Regions from separate parts of the Homo sapiens genome. Here region 1 is linked to region 2. Evidence: read pairs that join two places in POLR2A ChIA-PET (ENCODE). Cell type or tissue: HepG2. All regions are shown on one strand. Each heading gives the region's core, and the rest is flanking DNA. Links, peaks and the distances in the headings are about the cores only.

Region 1 (5,378 bases), core at 99-5,098, 55 kb after region 2:
TTACTTGTTATCTTTATAAAGTCCTGATTAAAACATGTTTTGGAGATATAGATATATCTAACACATGGACCATAGTAGTCTCTTGTGAGTATCTGAATCAAAATTTTAGTATCTAGATAGCACCAAACTTAGAAAAGTATGCCCTTTTACAGAATTACAGGTTCAATTTCATTTGGCTGGACTACATGTCTTTCTACTTTAGGGTCCTAATGTCAGAATATGGTCGGACATGGTAGCTCACACCTGTAATCCCAGGACTTTGGGAGGCCAAGATGGGAGGATTCCTTGAGGCCAGGAGTTTGAGACCACCCTGGACAACAAAGTGAGACCCCATCTCTACAGAAAATAAAAAATTTGCCAGGGTTGGTGTATGTGCCTGTAGTCCTAGACGCTCACAAGGCCAAGATGGGAGGATTGCTTGAACTCAGGAAGTTGAGGCCGCAGTGAGCCATGAGTACATCACTGCACTCCAGCTTGGGTGACAGAGCAAAACCTTGCCTCAAAAAAAAAAAAAAAAAAAAAAGAAATATATCAGAATAGGCCCACTACCCCCTAGAAAATGTCCCCAAACGGCCTCTGCTGCTTCCTACTGCTGGCTGTCTTCTCACATCACTGACAGAATCATCTGTCTATTAACCCAGATATGTCATGCTTGGAACTGTGGAGTCTGTTTAGGACAGCACAATCCCGCAGTTGGGTCTGAGAATAGTAAAAATGTCACAAATGATCCACCAACTTTGGTGGAATTTTTTTTTTTTTGAGACAGAGTCTCGCTCTGTCGCCCAGGCTGGAGTGCAGTGGCGTGATCTCGGCTTACTGCAAGCTCTGCCTCCCGGGTTCTCACCATTCTCCTGCCTCAGCCTCCCGAGTAGCTGGGACTACAGGCACACGCCACCACGCCCAGCTAATTTTTTGTATTTTTAGTAGAGACGGGGTTTCACCATGTTGGCCAGGATGGTCTCCATCTCTTGACCTCGTGATCCGCCCACCTTGGCCTCCCAAAGTGCTGGGATTATAGACGTGAGCCACCATGCCCGGCTGGTGGAGTTTTTTTAACCTAAAAATTTTACTTCTGTATTAACTTTATAGCACAAATATTTTCTTCATAATACGGATAATCCAGAGGGAAGTTCAAAAGTGAAACAGATGGAGGAAGGGCAGGGGAAAAGATGGTCCCTTGAATTGGGGAGAGTAGAAGGTCTCAGGGTCCCCATGTCATGGCTTCCCTGTGCTGGTCCAGTGGATCTCAACTCGGCGGTCTACACAGCAGCACACCTGGGGAATTTAAAAAATACTGATGCTCCGGCCCTGATTGAACCAGAATTTCAGGGGACGGCCTATACAGCTACTGCTTAAATATCCATCCATGTATCCAGAGTCTGAAAAAAACCTTCAGATTCATAAACACAGAGCCCATCCCCATGTTGGAGAAGCAGAGCACGGTGATAGCCCCCACCATGAATACCAAGACCGGGGAGGGACTGGGCTTTTCCGCCATCTCCTCACTGTCCCATACGCTACCCTCAACAAAAACACAGGATAGTGTTAACAGAAGAAAGGGGAAGGACACTGGGCAGGTGCAAAAACATGACAAATATTTATTACAGTTAGTATAACTGTGCCTAAGGCTTAAAGTTCCGTGGTTTGTTTTTTTTTTGAGACAGAGTTTTGCCCTTGTTGCCCAAGCTGGAGTACAATGGCACGATCTCAGCTCACTGCAACCTCCACCTCCCGGGTTCAAGCGATTCTCCTGCCTTAGCCTCCCGAGTAGCTGGGATTACAGGCGCATGCCACCACACCCGGCTAATTTTTTGTATTTTTTGTAGAAACGGGATTTCACCATGTTAGCCAAGCTGCTCTTGAACTCCTGACCTCAGGTGATCTGCCCACCTCAGCCTCCCAAAGCACTGGGATTACAGGCATGAGCCGCCGTGCCCAGTCAAGGCTTAAAGTTCATACACCAGGCCTGAACAGCAATTACTTGCTGCCTAAGTCTTTTTTTTTTTGAGACAGTCTTGTTCTGTCGCCCAAGCTAGAGTGCCAATGGCATGATCTCAGTTCACTGCAACCTCCACCTCCCAGATTCAGGCGATTCTCCTGCCTCAGCCTCCCAAGGAGCTGGGACTACAGGCATGTGCCACCACACCTGGCTACTTTTTTTATTTTTAGTAGAGATGGAGTTTCACCATGTTTGTCAGGCTGGTGTTGAACTCCTGACCTCAAATGATCTGCCCACCTCGGCCTCCCAAAGTGCTGGGATTACAGGCATGAGCCATTGTGTCCAGACTTTTTTTTTTTTTTTTTTTTTTTGAGACAGAGTCTCCCTTTATCCCCCAGTCTGGAGTGCAGTGGCATGATCTCGGCTCACTGTAGCTTCCGCCTCCCGTGTCCAAGCAATTCTCCTGCCTCAGCCTCCCAAGTAGCTGGGATTACAGGCACATGCCACCATGCCCAGCTAATTTTTGTATTTTTAGTAGAGATGGGGTTTCACCATGTTGGCCAGGCTGGTCTTGAACCCCTGACCTCAGGTGATCTGCCCGCCTTGCCCTCCCAAAGTGCTGGGATTACAGGCGTGAGCCACTGCGCCCAGCCGCTGCCTAAGTCCTATTATAGTTCAGGACCTGGGCAAAGTTGAACTTGAACCTATAAGTAAACAAGGCTAGGGAATGCAGGATACAATACAGGTAGCAGTAAAAGGTGCGGGCATGTTTTCTTAGCTTTGAGTGAAGGGGAAAAAAATTGAGAGGGAAATTCCCCCCCCCTTTTTTTTCTGTTAATGTTGATATCTTATAATGTTGGACACTTTAAAGTAAATACTTATAATCCTCACCCCCACAGAAAAGTTTCACTTGTGTTATATAACATATACCCAATAGAATTGAGATATGATTCATAACCTATATGTGTGACTCTGTTTCTTAATCATAAAATGTGTGGTATCTGTCAATGTTAGAAGATGGAGCAGGGACTCCTCTTAGGGACCTGCCAGGTGCCCCCACCCCCACCACCACAAGCACGAAAATAAAGGACAAGTTTTGAGTTCCTTCACAGGAGATTCCAGGCACCTAGCTAGACTTGAGAAGTAAATGAGCAATCCAAGAAGAGAGCAGTAGGTGGGGCGTGGTGCTCACGCCTGTAATCCCAGCACTTTGGGAGGCCGAGGCGGGTGGATCACGAAGTCAGGAGATCGAGACCATCCTGGCTAACACGGTGAAACCCCGTCTCTACTAAAAATACAAAAAATTAGCCAGGCGTGGTGGCGGGCGCCTGTAATCCCAGCTACTCAGGAGGCTGAGGCAGGAGAATGGCGTGAACCTGGGAGGCGGAGCTGGCAGTGAGCCGAGATCACCCCACTGCACTCCAGCCTGGGCGACAGAATGAGACTCTGTCTCAAAAAAAAAAAAAAAAGAGAGAGCAGTAACTTAAAAAATAAGTCTTCTAAGCAAGTTAGAGTCACAAGCTATTTCAGTTGCCTGTAGAAACTAAAAGACAACATCTTAATGTATGTTCTTGAGTTGTTTTTTGTTTGTTTGTTTGTTTTTGAGATGGAGTCTGGCTCTGTCACCAGGCTGGAGTGCAGTGGCGTGATCTCGGCTCATTGCAACCTCTGCCTCCCGGGTTCAAGCCATTCTCCTGCCTCAGCCTCCCAAGTGGCTGGGACTACAGGCACATGCCACCACGCCCGGGTAATTTTTATATTTTTAGTAGAGACAGGGAATCACCATGTTGGCCAGGATGGTCTCGATTTCTTGACCTCATGATCCGCCCGCCTTGGCCTCCCAAAGTGCTGGGATTACAGGGGTGAGCCACCGTGCCTGTTCTTTGAGTTGTTTATCAGAAAGCTGGACCCCCACCAGATGAAAAATGCTGATCACTGTCACATAGACCTCAGATAAGGGAGAAGTAAGGACTGAACTCTGACTGTTCTGAATTTCTCCCTGAGCAGCCTGGAGGGAGTCAGGCCCACAGGCCAAACCTTAACATTCCTTTCCGATGACCCCCAGTTTTTAGACAAAGCCTTGCTCCTTAACCAACTCCAAATCAAAGAGTCTCTGAATCCAATTATGACCTGTAAGCTCCTGCTTTGAGACATCCCACTTTTTGGTGGCCAAATCAATGTATAACCTCCATATATTGATTTACTATTTTGCCTGTAACTTTTGTTTCCTTTTTTTGAGACAGAGTCTCTCTCTGTCGCCCAGGCTGCAGTGCGGTGGTGCGATCTCGGCTCACTGCAACTCTGCCTCCCGGGCTCACGCCATTCTCCTGCCTTAGCCTCCCAAGTAGCTGGGACTACAGGCACCTGCCACCATGCCCGGCTAATTTTTTTGTATTTTTGGTAGAGACGGAGTTTCACCGCATTAGCCAGGATGGTCTTGATTTTCTGACCTTGTGATCCGCCCACCTCGGCCTCCGAAAGTGCTGGAATTACAGGCCTGATCCACCATGCCCAGCCTCTTTTTTTTTTTTTCCCATTTAAAAAATATTTTTGGTCAGGCACGGTGGCTCATGCCTATAATCCCAGCACTTTGGGAGGCTGAGGTGGGCAGATCACCTGAGGTCAGGAGTTCAAAACCAGCCTGGCCAACATGGCAAAATCCTGTCTCTACTAAAAATACAAAAATTAGCTGGGCACGGTGGCACACACCTGTATTCACAACTACTTGGGAAGCTGAGGCAGGAGAATCACTTGAACCTGGGAGGCGGAAGCTGCAGTGAGCTGAGATCATGCCACTGAACCCCAGTCTGGGCAACAGAATATGACTCCGTCTCAAAAAAAAAATATATATATATATATATATATATTATATATATGTGTGTGTGTGTGTGTGTGTGTGTGTGTGTGTTTGTGTGTGTATTTATTTATTTATTTTTATAAAAAATAGAGACAGGGTCTCACTATGTTTCCCAGGCTGATCTTGAACTGGGCTCAAGCTATCCTCCTGCTTCCGCTTCCCAAAGTGCTGGGATTACAGGTGTGAACCACCTGGCCAACTTCTGCTTTCTTAAACATCCTTACCTGTAAGTCATTAGGGAGTTCAAGTCTTCAGCATTAGTTTGCTGCCCAGTTCTCCTTGCCTGGCACCAGGCAATAAATGCCTCACTTCCGCTTGCTGTAAATCCCAGCGTCAGTGTTTGTTTGTTTGTTTTTCCTGTGTGCTGCGTAAGCAGACCCAAGTTCAGTTGGGTAACAGCTAGGATTCTAAAGGTTAAGGGAAGCAAGTGAACTTTGTTTTGGCTTTTTCCCACTACACCAGAGATAAACCAGTACAGGGAGTAAAGTCCCATTTTTACAGGCTGTATATGAGAGGACCTGTGTGCAGTGCAGAGCAGCTGCTGCTCCGGGTAGAAAAGTCTTGCCTAAAGATCAAACAATC
Region 2 (5,378 bases), core at 325-5,324:
ATCCCCACACTTTGGGAAGCTGAGGTGGGCATATCACTGGAGCCCAAGAGTTCGAGACCAGCCTGGGCAACTTGGCGAAACCCCTTCTCTACCAAAAAATACAAAATTAGCTGGGTATGGTCGCACACACCTGTGGTCGCAGCTACTAGGGAGGCTGAGATGGGAGGATCACTTGAGCCCAGGAGGTCAAGGCTGCAGTGAGCCAAGATTGTGCCATTGCACTCCAGCCTGGGTGACAGAGTGAGACTCTGTCTCAAAAAAAAAAAAAAAAAAAAAAGAAAGAAAGAAAAAGGAAAACTACTACGCCAGGTAACCTGAACACAAGCGTCTGATGGCATCACTTAAATAACTCTGAGACCACACCAGTGGACTGAGTCAAGATTTCCAAACAGCTAGTAGAAAAACAGATGGGTTCGTGAGACTGCTAACACAGATCCAGCAGAACAAGAATTAATTACATAGGACTGAATAAACTGATGAAGGATGATTATGGGTTTCGTTTAAAATATTGCTGATGCCTTAGCGTCCTATTTTCTGGATATAAGGAACCCCTTTCTCTTTTCTCTGAAGCTATCTATAACTCACAACAATTTAAGGAGACTATGTTTTTGTAAACCGAAATAAACACTTATCTTTTTCTCCCCCGTCTTACTCCTCCAGAATTCAAAAACTCTTATTATTTTTATTTTCATGGCAATATAGTTATCTGCAGAGGTTCAATGAGTCTGCCTTCTAGCTGGAAACATTACTTATGCAACCAAGGCTTTGACTGGAATGCCACATTTGAAAATATTCATTTAATCAGGTATGACCAAATACTTCTAAGTTACAGTTGACTTTATGAACCAACGCTTACAGTCCTCTTAGGAAAACTGGCCTGGTAACTGGCTTACAGAGTTCCCAGCCTTGCAGGTGAATTAAGCAAGATCACTTCCCGGCAGGCTCAAAAATCCTAGAATATTTTGGGAACTTCAAGACAGGAATTCACCCAAATTTATAGGTATTACAAGTGAAACCTGATGGTCAGTTCTTGACTTACCTTTATAGTCTCAAGAGGCATTTTAAAGTCCAATCAGATTCCTTAAAAAAACTTTCAGCAAGGCAATATTAAAAGACCTATTATATGATAAATTACTATTATTGCTACACCTATGTAAATAATCAGGCCCAATCTAATGAGATCAACTTCTCAATGACTCTTATTCCATTGTCAACAGTGACTGATTTTGTTTTAAACAACAGGGAGACTGACCAGTGCACATCACAATTGCCCATTACTTACTCATTGACTTGGCTTGAATAAACTTTAGTCAGGATTCTCTTCTCCCCACAAATTCCTAAACTTTGGCTTGCCCTAAGCTTAAGAAAGTAGATGCACAACTTCTTCCCTCATTCTGACCATTAGCTGACTGCAGAAAAAAAAAAAAATGCTTTCCAGTTAAATAGTCCTGGTCATGCAATCTGCTCACCCCTACCTATTTGGCCCACATTCCCACAAAGTTCCTGATAGCCCTGCTTACTTCTCCTTTCTATAAAAAAAAAAAAAGCCTTTTTCGGTTTGATTTTGAAGTGTGTTGCAGATCCTGTAGTAAGCATGTCCTTCTACTGCAAAAATCCTTTCAAATAAAGTCTCTCCTTACCTAAGTCTAGCTTTGTTTTTGCTTTTGGGTTTGGTCACTTTTTTTTTTTTTTTTTTTTTTGAGACAGAGTCTCACTCTGCCATCCAGGCTGGAGTGCAGTGGTGCGATCTCATCTCACTGCAACCTCCACCTCCCAGGTTCAAGCGATTCTCCCTCCTCAGCCTCTCAAGCAGCTGGGATTATAGGCACCACCATGCCTGGCTAATTTTTTTGGATTTTTTTTGTAGAGATGAGGTTTCACTGTGTTGTCCAGGCTGGTCTCAAACTCCTAAGCTCAAGCGATCCTCTGCCACGGCCTTCCAAAGTGCTGGGATTACAGGTGTGAGCCACTGCACCTTGGCCTCAGCTTTGTTTTTATTTACAGTATAAGTACTATGACAAACTACCTATTTGCAAATGCCAAATTTTACATTAATATGTATTTCCCTCTATCAAAGTCATCAGCATCTCTTTCAAAACCACAAGAAGGCCCAGGTAAAATAAGGTACATACAGAAAGTCCTGCACGTAAAATTACTGTCCAGAGTACAAACAATCTGGCTTTAGTCATTCATCTTTCTGATTTATAAAACGAAGGAGTTGGCCCAGGTAATTTCTAATACCTCTTCTATTTTCTTACTCTAGATATGAATTTAGTAAAAAGATTTAACTGCAACAGGACGATTGACAGGGCTATTCAGAAACACGAGATACTGGTAAACTATTTAGTGCTTCTCCAGCAGAAAAACAGGAACTTAAAATATTTTTTAGGCCAGGCGCGGTGGCTCATGCCTGTAATCCCAGCACTCTGGGAGGCAGAGGCGGGTGTATCACCGAGCCCAGGAGTTCAAGGCCAGCCTGAGCAACATGGTGAAACCCCATCTCTATAAAAAATACAAAAACTTAGTTGGAAGGATCACCGGAGCCTGGGAAGGTCCAGGCTGCAGTGAGCAATGATCGCGCCACTGCACTCCAGCCTGGGTGACAGAGACACCAGCTCAAAACAAACAAACAAACATAGGCCAGAGTGGTGGCTCATGCCTGTAATCCCAGCACTTTGGGAGCCAAGGCAGGCAGATCACTTGAGGTCAGGAGGTCAAGACCAGCCTGACCAACATAGCCAAACCCCCTCTCTACTAAAAATACAAAAATTAGCCAGCATGGTGGCACACGCCTGTAGTCCCAGCTACTCAGGAGGCTGAGGCATGAGAATCACTTGAACCCAGGAGGCAGAGGTTGCAGTGAGCAGAGATTGTGCCACTGCACTCCTCCTTGGGTGATGAAGCAAGACTCTGTTTCAAAAAAAACAGATTTTTTTAACGTATCAAAAGCTGAGATTCAGAAATAATTTCTCAAGGTAAAGACTCCAATAATCAAACCCACACTCATTTGAAAGTATTTAATATATCCATACAATGGATTACTCAGCCATTAAAAGGAATGAAGTACTGACACATGCAACATGAATGAACCCTGAAAATGCTAAGTGATAGAAGCTAGACACAAAAGGCCACATATTTTATTCCATTTATATGAAATATTCAGAGTAAGCAAATCCATAGAGACAGAAAGTAAATTCATGGTTACCAGAGGCTGAGGGAAGGGAGAAATGGGAAATGTATGGGTTTTGAGGGAGCAGGGGATGATAAGCGTTCTGGAATGAGATAGTGGTGATGTTTTACAACCCTGTGAGTATACTAAAAGCCACCGAACTAGACATTGTAAAATGGAGATTTTTACTGTATGTGAATTATAGCTCCAAAAAACTTGGTTTAAAAAAGTACTTGACAGGCCGGGTGCGGTGGCTCACGCCTGTAATCCCAGCACTTTGGGAGGCCGAGGCGGGTGGATCACGAGGTCAGGAGATCAGACCATCCTGGCTAACACGGTAAAACCCCGTCTCTACTAAAAAAATACAAAAAAAATTAGCTGGGCGTGGTGGTGGGCGCCTGTAGTCCCAGCTACTTGGGAAGCTGAGGCGGGAGAATGGCATGAATCTGGGAGGCGGAGCTTGCAGTGAGCCGAGATCACGCCACTGCACTCCAGCCTGGGCGACAGAGCAAGACTCCCTCTCAAGGAAAAAAAAAAAAAAAAGTACTTGATAGAAAGGGCTTAATGAAAAAAAAAAAAGAAAGAAAGAAAAAAGTACTTGAGGCCAGGCATGGTGGCTCATGCCTGTAATCGCAAGCACTTTGGGAAACCAAGGCAGGAGGATCACTTGAGCCCAGGAATTCGAGACCAGTCTGAGCAACATAGTAAGACCCTGTCTCTACAAAAAAAAAAAAAAAAAAAAAAAAAAAAAAATTAAAAATGAGCCGGGCGTGGTAGCACGTGCCTATAGTCCCAGCTACTCTGGAAGCTGAGGCAGGAGGATCGCCTGAGACCAGGAGGTCCAGGCTGCAGTGAGCCATGATAGCATCACACCACACTCCAGCCTAGGAAACACAGTGAGACCCTGTCTCAAAAAAAAAAAAAAAACTAATTATATCAGTGCAATAGTTATATCCTAAAACCAGAAAACACGTTACATAGTCCACACCTTGAATTCAATCTCAGATATGAATATGCTGATTTTTTAGTAGTCTATTTAACATATCTAATCTATGCTAAGAAATCTTTATTTATTTATTTTGAAAGACAGGGTTTTGTCTGTGATATGGAGTGCAGTGGCATGATCATGGCTCACTGTAGCCTTGAGTTCCTGGGCTCAAGTGATCCTCCTGCCTCAGCCTTCTAAGCAGCTGAAACTACAGGCATGTGCCATCGTGACCAGATAATTTTTTAATTTTTTATAGATGTTTCCCAGGCTGGTCTTGAACTCCTGACCTCAAGTGATCCTCTCGCCTTGGCCTCCTAAAGAGATGGGATTACAGGTGTGAGCCACCATGACCCAGACTAAGAAATCTTTGTAATCGTTACAAATTTATAATTTAACTATAGCTAATGAACGATTGAGTCAAAACACAAAATGGCATTCCAAATAAATGTCATAAAAATTCACATCTTTTTATATTACTTTAAATGTAAAATTTACAGTGCTCAATATGTGCAAACCTCTGGTACATGGTGCATATAAAGGGGAAAAAGGTCTACTCTTCAAAAACTTTTCATCAAAGAGCTATTTCTGCATTAGCATAAATCTAGAAGGTTACAAATAAAGACAATATAATGTGTAGCTAAGAATTCATGGTAATGAAGTTCACTCGTCACCTTTCTCAGACTTGCAAAACATAGTATCTTTAAACTGGATATATGGATATACAGTACTTAAATTATACGTACCAATAAAGCTAATCATTAGTGAGGAAGACTCCTATCCCTTGCAGTCCTTTACTTGTAGTTTGGGTCTTGTAGTGATAAAACAATGACTAAGACCATTAGAGAAAATAGCCTCCTGGTTAAACATACATAATTTGATAAAGGTAGGTTTCCAATATTTGGGTGACTATTTTCTTGGGAAAAAAAAAATGACAGCTGTGTGCAGCAGGCTCACGCCTGTAAGCCCAGCACTTTGGAAGGCCAAAGCGGGTGGACCACCTGAGGTCAGGAGTTCGAGACCAGCCTGGCCAACATGGTGAAACCCCATCTCTACTAAAAACACAAAAATTAGGTAGGCATGATAGTGGGCGCCTACTAATCCCAGCTACTTGGGAGGCTGAGACAGGAGAATCACTTGAACCCAGGAGGCAGATGTCACAGTGAGCCAAGATCATGGCACGGCACTCCAGCCTGGGTGACAGAGCGAGACTCCATCTCAAAA

Evidence for each region. ChIA-PET counts read pairs that join two places held together with the same protein. Peaks named below come from ENCODE experiments on the same cell type or tissue, not always from the same donor. Only the 100,000 strongest peaks of a DNase experiment are listed, where the experiment ranks them.
Region 1: POLR2A ChIA-PET joins it to region 2 with 6 read pairs; 13 of 35 experiments call an interaction of 5 or more read pairs at or near these places.

Annotation. Positions count from the first base shown.
Region 1 is chr12:12,308,974-12,314,351 of GRCh38, forward strand. No RefSeq gene overlaps it. Among named protein-coding and RNA genes, the nearest start is that of MANSC1, 39 kb to the right of the region's middle. In HepG2, for the core only: no CTCF peak of the experiment used is centred there; DNase peaks (open chromatin) are centred at 2,648 and 3,988.
Region 2 is chr12:12,253,889-12,259,266 of GRCh38, forward strand. All of the region lies in intron 1 of LRP6 (LDL receptor related protein 6), which reads right to left. Among named protein-coding and RNA genes, the nearest start is that of LRP6, 10 kb to the right of the region's middle. In HepG2, for the core only: no CTCF peak of the experiment used is centred there; a DNase peak (open chromatin) is centred at 2,543.